Regions from separate parts of the Homo sapiens genome. Here region 1 is linked to region 2. A link is a loop called in an ENCODE intact Hi-C map of the cell type or tissue named here. Cell type or tissue: PC-3. All regions are shown on one strand.

Evidence for each region. Hi-C counts contacts between places; a loop is a spot of excess contacts. Peaks named below come from ENCODE experiments on the same cell type or tissue, not always from the same donor. Only the 100,000 strongest peaks of a DNase experiment are listed, where the experiment ranks them.
Region 1: a loop joins it to region 2, with 5 times the contacts of the local background. A loop is called at or near these places in 17 of 110 quality-filtered maps.

What each region holds. Positions count from the first base shown.
Region 1 is chr14:53,429,994-53,433,993 of GRCh38, reverse strand. The region is part of intron 2 of LOC105370504 (a long non-coding RNA gene); the gene reads right to left. Among named protein-coding and RNA genes, the nearest start is that of DDHD1-DT, 280 kb to the right of the region's middle. In PC-3, CTCF peaks have their summits at 1,333 and 1,537 (motif pointing left); a DNase peak (open chromatin) is centred at 1,503.
Region 2 is chr14:53,532,793-53,536,792 of GRCh38, reverse strand. The region is part of intron 2 of LOC105370504 (a long non-coding RNA gene); the gene reads right to left. Among named protein-coding and RNA genes, the nearest start is that of LINC02331, 320 kb to the left of the region's middle. In PC-3, no CTCF peak of the experiment used is centred here; a DNase peak (open chromatin) is centred at 1,732; H3K27ac peaks cover 3,078 bases.

The sequences.
Region 1 (4,000 bases), 100 kb after region 2:
GAAAGGAGAATGGCTATGGGAAAGTAACCAGGGGCTTCTGCCACACTAATAGTGTTGAGACACTGTAAAATAAGAGAGACAAAGCAATTAAAGAGAATTTTTCCAATTGCAAACAACACTTTCAAAAAGCTTAGCAAGAATTTTAAATTACTGAGTAAATGAAAATCTCTGAGTTTTGGGGAATTTTCAATGATCTGTATTTCCTTGGTGGCCACCTTAGTGCTTAGGGCCACCTTAAGGAAAGTCACTCCATTCCTAAGCCCTCCTTCAGAATACCCAAAACTCTTCATTTAAGTTTCTCATATGGCTTGACACACAATCTGCTACAGGTTTATCTCAGTTAAAAAGTCTTCACAAAATGTGAACACTCCTGGGGATGGTAAAAATATCTGTTCGTTCTCTATTTATTATTAGTTAGTCAAATCCAGTTTTTGATCTCCAAAAATAGAAGGATTGACTGAGTTGGAGTCTGTGGGGAATGAGGTGAACAAGAAAGAAGTAACTTTAAAGTTTTGGATTGGGAAGACACGAGAGGAAACGCATTTCTGGGGTGTTTCTTAGAGTGGTCAGTGGTAGCTGAAGAGCAGATTAAGATCATTAGAAATATTAGGAGAAGAGAAAGGAAGGTTGAGAAGAATGGAGGTGGGGAAGAGAGACTGAAGGGCACAAAGATGGAATTGAGAGCTGAGAACGCATCAAGGATGAATTTCACCATCTTGAAATTTTGCCTAGAGTTGACCATGAATGCTACAATATTTATGTGATCTCTTAGCAAAATATGCAAGAATAGAGCTTTTTTCAATTAAGAAATTAAAAAGCATATAAGAAGTTAAAATGCAGTGCTCCTCTAAACTGATAGTGTTTTGTGTACAATCAACAAAAGCAAAAGAAATTGCATTATCTGAACTAAAAAACCTGTCTCTTACTGTTCTGGAAATGTATTAATTCATTCATTTTAATTTTAATTTAGCTGTCTTTTTAAAAAAAAAATTCTACCTAACAATAATGACAGCATTAAACAAGTATGTTTTGGGGAAGGCACCATACCAAGTGCTTTACATTTATCATTTCATTTAATCTGCACAGCATCTCTTTGAGGTAGATATTGTTATATCCCTTTTACAGAGAAAGGAACTGAGGCTTAGAAAGATTGGGTGACTTGCCTGAGTTGGTGGTGGCAGAGCCAGGTTCCAGACCTATAAAGCCAAGCTCCAGATTCCTTGCTCTTAATCCCTATACTGACACTGCCTCCCTACTTGGTGTTTGGTAGAAATAGAAATGATTCACATTAAGATCAACAGTGACACCTGAACAGGCTATACACTTTGGACGCCTTTCTCCATAAGGCACTCTCCATGTGACTGACATCACTTCTGACTGCTTCAAATGTCCCTTATGTGGATGACCTGCAACTTACTCCTAAAACCTTCTTCACTGTCTCTCCCTGGCTCCCTGCCTCACGCACCACCCCCCACCACCCTCACCACCAACCTCCAGACAGCAGCCAAGGTGTTCTCTGTCAATGGTGTCACCTAGTGGTCAGAAGGTAGAACTCCTTTATTTGACTTCCCTTTTCTACACCCTATTCTTTTATTCCTCTTCAAGGACTTTTTGGCAGAATATATCTACCTCTATTAAGTCATCACTCAGGGTTCATTCAATTCTCCCTTAACCTTTTTCACTTACATACACTCATCTCCTTTAACTCCCTTTCTCCTCAATCCTCTCTCTTTGAAGGAGGATCTCTCTCCCTTCATCATTTATTTCACTAGCCAAAATGTTCACCCAATCATCAGAGAATAGTGAGCTCTGAAATCAGACAGAACTGAATTTTAATTCCAGAGCCAATGCATTAATTGTGAGATGTTGAGCAAATTGTATGGCCTTTCTAAATGTCAGTTTTCAAATCCATAAAATGGAGATAAATTTGCTACTTCACAGAGTTCTTAGAGGAATGAGATGACTTAAGAAAAGCCTTATCTAATTGCACATAATCAGTATTTAATGACTATCACTCATCTCCACACCATCATGAGTAATGCATAAAATAATCATGCTGCTGTATCAAGAAAAAGGAAAGCCATATTCTTGGGGATTAAATTTGTTCTACTTAAGAACCAGTGTCTATAATACTTAAAATCTTTTCAGTAATTTCTCATCAAAACTTCCACAGGGGTCCATGTACTTGCTGGTTTTATCCTTGTTATAAATAGTATTTCTTCTTCATGATAGATAAATCAAATATTTATAAGATAGTCTGGGTATGTAATGTTAAATCAAGCTTAGCCTAAAGCTAAACCTCCTTACATATTTTAAGTTCGGCCTAAAGGTTTTGCCGTACATTGTGAACTATAGTAAGTGGAAGTGTAAACCAACTGTAGCCTACATTTGTGCCAATCACCAAGTTTTGGCCAATCAACTGTAGACAACTGTTTCAACGGTGTTCAAATAAGGCAAATGCCAAGCTGTAACCAATTTGGCTATTTCTGTACCTCACTTCCATTTTCTGTACGTCACTTTCCCTTTTCTGTATGTCACTTTCCCTTTTCTGTCCATAAATCTTCTTCCCCTACATAGCTGCGCTGGAGTCTCAGAGCCTGCTCTGGCTCGGGAGGCTGCCTGATTTGCGAATTGCTCATTCCTCAATTAAACTCCTTTAAATTTAATTATGCTGAAGTTTTTCTTTTATGAATGACCATCATTTACAAACATTACTTCTATGCAAAAGTGCATTCTAAATTCCAAAGAGCCATCAATTAGGAATTTATTCTAGTTTTGGTTTTAAAATTATGAAAAGCTTTAAACTAAGCAAACCCAAAAGTAAAGAGTACGTTTTGCTTTTTTTCTAAGGGAGGTCAGGACTTCTAAATGGGTCAGCTCACAAAATAAAGTGGAATGTGTGCTGATACATTGGAGAAAAATGTGAAAATTCAACCTGCCCTAAGAAGCACCGATTATCCTCTTCAAGCATAGTTTGTTATCTTAGCTACACATGTGACACAAAACAAATCCAGCCAAAGAAGCTTATGAACTAGCATTTGACAATATATGCAGATTACTGGTTTATGTTATTTATCAAAATACAATATATCAAAGATAATGCAATAAAGTATCATACTGGAACAAATGGACACCCATATACAAAAGACTGAATCTTGATTCATACTTCATACCATATGTATATAAATATTCACCTAATATCAACCATAGACTTCAATGTAAAAACCAATCTATAAACTTCTAAAAGAAAATACAGGAAAAAATCGTGACCTTGGGTTAGGCAATGATTTCTAAGACACGACACAAAAAGCGTGATACACAAAAGAAAAAGCTGAAACTGAATTTTATCAAAATTTAAAACTTTTGTTCATCAGACACTGTAAAGAAAATGAAAGAACCATCCACAGACTGGAAAAAAATATTTCCAAAACACATATCTGAAAGAGAGCTTAAATCAAAAATATAGGAATTCTCAAAATTTAATAAAAGAATATAAAAATGGGCAAAAGATTTAAACACTTTACCAAATGAGATATAAAAATGTCAAATAAGGCCGGGCACGGTGGCTCATGCCTGTAATCCCAGCACTTTGGGAGGCCGAGGCGGGAGGATCACGAGGTCAGGAGATCGAGACCATCCTGGCTAACACAGTGAAACCCCGTCTCTACTAAAAAAACACAAAAAAATTAGCCGGGCGTGGTGGCGGGCGCCTGTAGTCCCAGCTACGCGGGAGGCTGAGGCAGGAGAATGGCGTGAACCCGGGAGGCGGAGCTTGCAGTGAGCCGAGATCGCGCCACTGCACTCCAGCCTGGGCGACAGAGCGAGACTCCGTCTCAAAAAAAAAAAAAAAAAAAAAAAAAAATGTCAAATAAGCACATTAAAAGATGTTAAACATCATTAGTCGTTGGGTAAATGCAAATTAAAACCATGATGAGATACCAATATGTATCTATTAGATTGGCAAGAAACAAAGATGAAAATATCAAGTGCTGACATAGGT
Region 2 (4,000 bases):
CCTTTATTCTATTCTTATTCTGCACTGTACAGACAACCTCCTGACCAAAGAAAAATTGCAAACTCCATGGCCTCAGCACTAACTGAGACATATGGGAGAAGGGGCACGTGAGTAGACACACTGGGTACAGGCCATCTGGTCCCCAAGCAGAGAAAGCCTGGTTGAACCAAACTCAGAAGTAGGCTTGAGCAGAGTTTCTCAACTGCCATGCTCCTCCCATTCTGCACACTGGTATGCCTCAGATGGAGTGAGCCACAGCAGGAAGAAGAGGGGGCTGCCCAGGTGCAAAGCCAATGAGGCATGGACTTCAGGCACAAAACTTAAGAGGGCACCAAAAAACTCAGTAATCAAATAATATTTCAATACCGTACTTCAAAGGAAAATTTAATGTATAAAACCCCAGGTTGAGCAAAATATAATTTTAAATAAAGACAAGATTGTAGGGTTCAGAAGCACTTCAGAAGACACGGGCTGGAACTAACTTGGGGCTGTTGTTGCAACAGAAAAGATCTAAGTCTGACTGAGCTAAATGGGGTGCTAGAAGTCCTCAATGGAAAAGCCCATATATGTCCAAGGTCTGTTTCTGAAGGCCTTGCCCCCAGAAAGCCTTGTTCCCATCATTGCTTTATAGTAGACACATGGAAAGCTCCCCACTCTGTCTGGGAGATAATCTGAGAAGTATGCTCTGTACTTCTCTGGGTTCATTCAAAGAGAATTTTTACTTCCAGGTTCAAAGAAAAAAAATTGCTTATCAAAGAGCTCAAGAGATTTCTTGAACCCAGATCTAGTGTTTACCATGCAATATTTTGATGAATGAGAGTTAAATGATTCCAAAATACACGGATTAAATTTCCCTAGAATATACACGGTTTTGGAAAATGAAAGGAAAATGGTACTTTGAGCAAAATACATTTTTGGCTCTGCTGAACCCCAAATATTAAAAAAAAGAATATAAAGTTTGCCAAACCCCAAGTGCTTCTGGGCTCACATATTCTGGCTCTCTCCTTGAGAACACCTTTCTACCATCATTTTCCCCAGGCAGCTCTACTCACAACAGGAAGTCTGTAACTCAATTTCCCTTTCGTAAATAAAGGCATCTTTAAATGGTATAGACCTGACATCCACATCGGAAGGCAAGAAAAATATGGCAAATACAGTTCTTTGGGGTCTTGTCATCCACACAGGATCATCATACAATTAGGCAGTAGGATGGCAGGTGCTAACCTTGGGGGGACTCTGATTAAACAAACAGCACCGATTTTCATGTAATGTTACACTCCAGCACAAGGCCTTGGGAAAAGAGCAATGGCATCACCAGGATCCTGAGTTCTTACCGAAATCTAAGTATACAGATGAACTGTGAGCGCTGGTCTATCCAAATTTAAATATACGCACAAAATGCTCTTTTGCATAGGGGTATAGTCCATCTCTGGAGTTGCAATGCTGTGGCCGGGGGACCAAAGCAAATGAACTAAGTTTTGATGAAAACCATAAAGTTACATTTGGGAAAAATGTCTCGTTACACATATGTGACCATGTTTTCCTAATTCTCCTAGAGCAGGATTTGGAACAGGTATACAACAGACAGAAATTTTGTTTCCGAGTCAGAGAACGCAAGGCAGCCAACAAGAGCTAAAGACTCGCAGTGTTCTCAGGTTTACAAATGGGTTAGCAGGGCACAGTTGAGGTGTTTCCGTTTGTGGGTTTGTTTGCTTCACTCATTGGCGTGAGAAGCCAGGCACATTTCTTCAACTTTGGAAGCCACGAAGGAGTCCTATTCATTGGGGCTTGTGAATCAACAAAGAGGAATGGCATTTAATATTTATATATGTCTCATGTAGCCATTAAAAATCTTTTATGAGTGTGAAGCCATTATTAAAGCAAGATGGGTTCTGGGTCATGGACCCTTTCATGGCATTCCCATAGTGCTAATGAGACAAATAATATCTCCTCACAGTACAATGGCTGCCTCTAGCACTGAATTCAGTGTGCCTAGTGCAGTTAAAAATTCTAAAGGAAAAAAATTTACCATTAGAATTACCCTACCCTAAGAACTTTTTCCTTTTCATTGCCTGAACAAACAATGCAGTTTCTAGCTCAATTAAAACTAGGTTGGTGCGTGTGTGTGTGTGTGTGTTAGAGGGGCTGAGTAGAGACTATAGACTAAAGATGGCCAAATACATGGATATTAATAACACACATGAATGTCTGTTATCCACTGGACCACATGAAGTGTATCCCCAGGAGATATTTACCTTCATATATTTACAGATGACATTATGTTGCACCCTGATCTAAGTCATCCACTACTTCTAGAACAGCTGAAGAGAAGACAGAAGAAGGAAAGAAAAATGATGACAAAAGCATGGAAAGCTAACAAAAGAGGATAAACATACTGCATAGGAGAAATATGTGAATGAACACTGATGCTTTAAATTTTATATAGCAACTTGTTTGGGAAGATCTGCCTTACTTATGAGTGATATCTTACACTTGCCAAAATAAAAGTTTTATGATAGCCCCTTGCCAAACCATATTCTACCAAGAGAAGCAACCACACAAATGAAGAGTAAGATATACATGTAAATGCTCTCAAACACACTTCTTCCCCTTTACCATAAAGAAGATAGAGTTCTACATTCAGCTGCCATCAGAACATGGCATTCCCTACCAAGAGTAATTTAATGGCAACCAGCACGCTATGCGAATGAAACACAAATGTCTAGTGGTTTCCAGATCATATATTCAGCACAAAACTTCATTATAGCTTATTTTTATATCACACATAACAACTTTTTAGTTCCGTATTCATTAAAATGAATTAATAATAAAGGACTATATAATAAGGACTTCTGAGTTCTGATATTAGTGGCATCTGATTTTTTTATGGACATTGGTAACAAGGAAGAAAACAATTTCCAGTGGTTTTTCAACTACAGACATTCAGTTTTTCAACTACAGACATGTAGTCAAGGCATTCACAAGACATTTTTATGATTGGGAAATGGTAGTGGGAGGGTAACAATTACATTGGATATCCTCCAGTTAACTTATCTTGGTTTCTGTAATACTATTATCCATAGTGTCACAATATTCAACATAAGTTCATCAGGCTTCACTGATGTTGTCAAGGCTCATTTGGCCATAAGGGGCAGAGGCAGTTCATTCAAGGTGCCCCAAGATAAGAGACATGGGTAAACCGAAATTGGAAGCGAAAGCAGTCAGGAACTGAGGTGGCTTTTGTGTGAGTCTGTGTATAAACTTGTATGCGTGTGTGTGTGTCTGTCTGTCTTTCTTCCTTTTTCTCACGAACTGCATGGAGCACTACTCACACCTTCTCAGTGCATCACTGCTTTGTTCTCCCTATTCTCTTGATCTTCATCCTCATAATTTCAGCCTGTCATTGCTGTCCTAGTTCCAAGTCTACTTTGTGGCCTTTCAAATCAGTTTCCAAAGCTAACCTGCCCAGTCTCTGAATTTCCCCAATTCTAAATTTCAACAGGAGAGCTAAGAGACAGAGAGAGAGAGTGTGTGTGTCTCATCTTTCCCACCCAGACGCCACTGCTGGTGGCCATCAGCAAGCCTAGGCTATCCTCGAATCACACGTGTCCCATCAATCCACCCAGGTCTCACCAGGCCATGGAGTGACTGATTTTGTAGGGGCCGTGAGGGGAGAGAACCAAGCCAGCTCACAACACGGCATGAAAATGGCTAAACATGATACCAGTAAGCCCCTCCCATCAGTGAGGACACAGGAGCAGACACAGAACATGTGGCAGCAGCTGTGCTTCCAACAATGGGAGACTCCATTTTCACTTCAATCTGGAAACAATTCAGAGGGAAAAGTCTTCTCTTCTCTATATATTTTTTATTACAAGAAAAAAATCTCACACTATGAGAGTGCACAGAAAAAAAAGAGAGAAGTCGCTCCCTGCTAATAAGTAGCTACAGGAAGCATTTTTCAGACTGAATAGATAAAGCAAGGTATTGTTGGAAATAA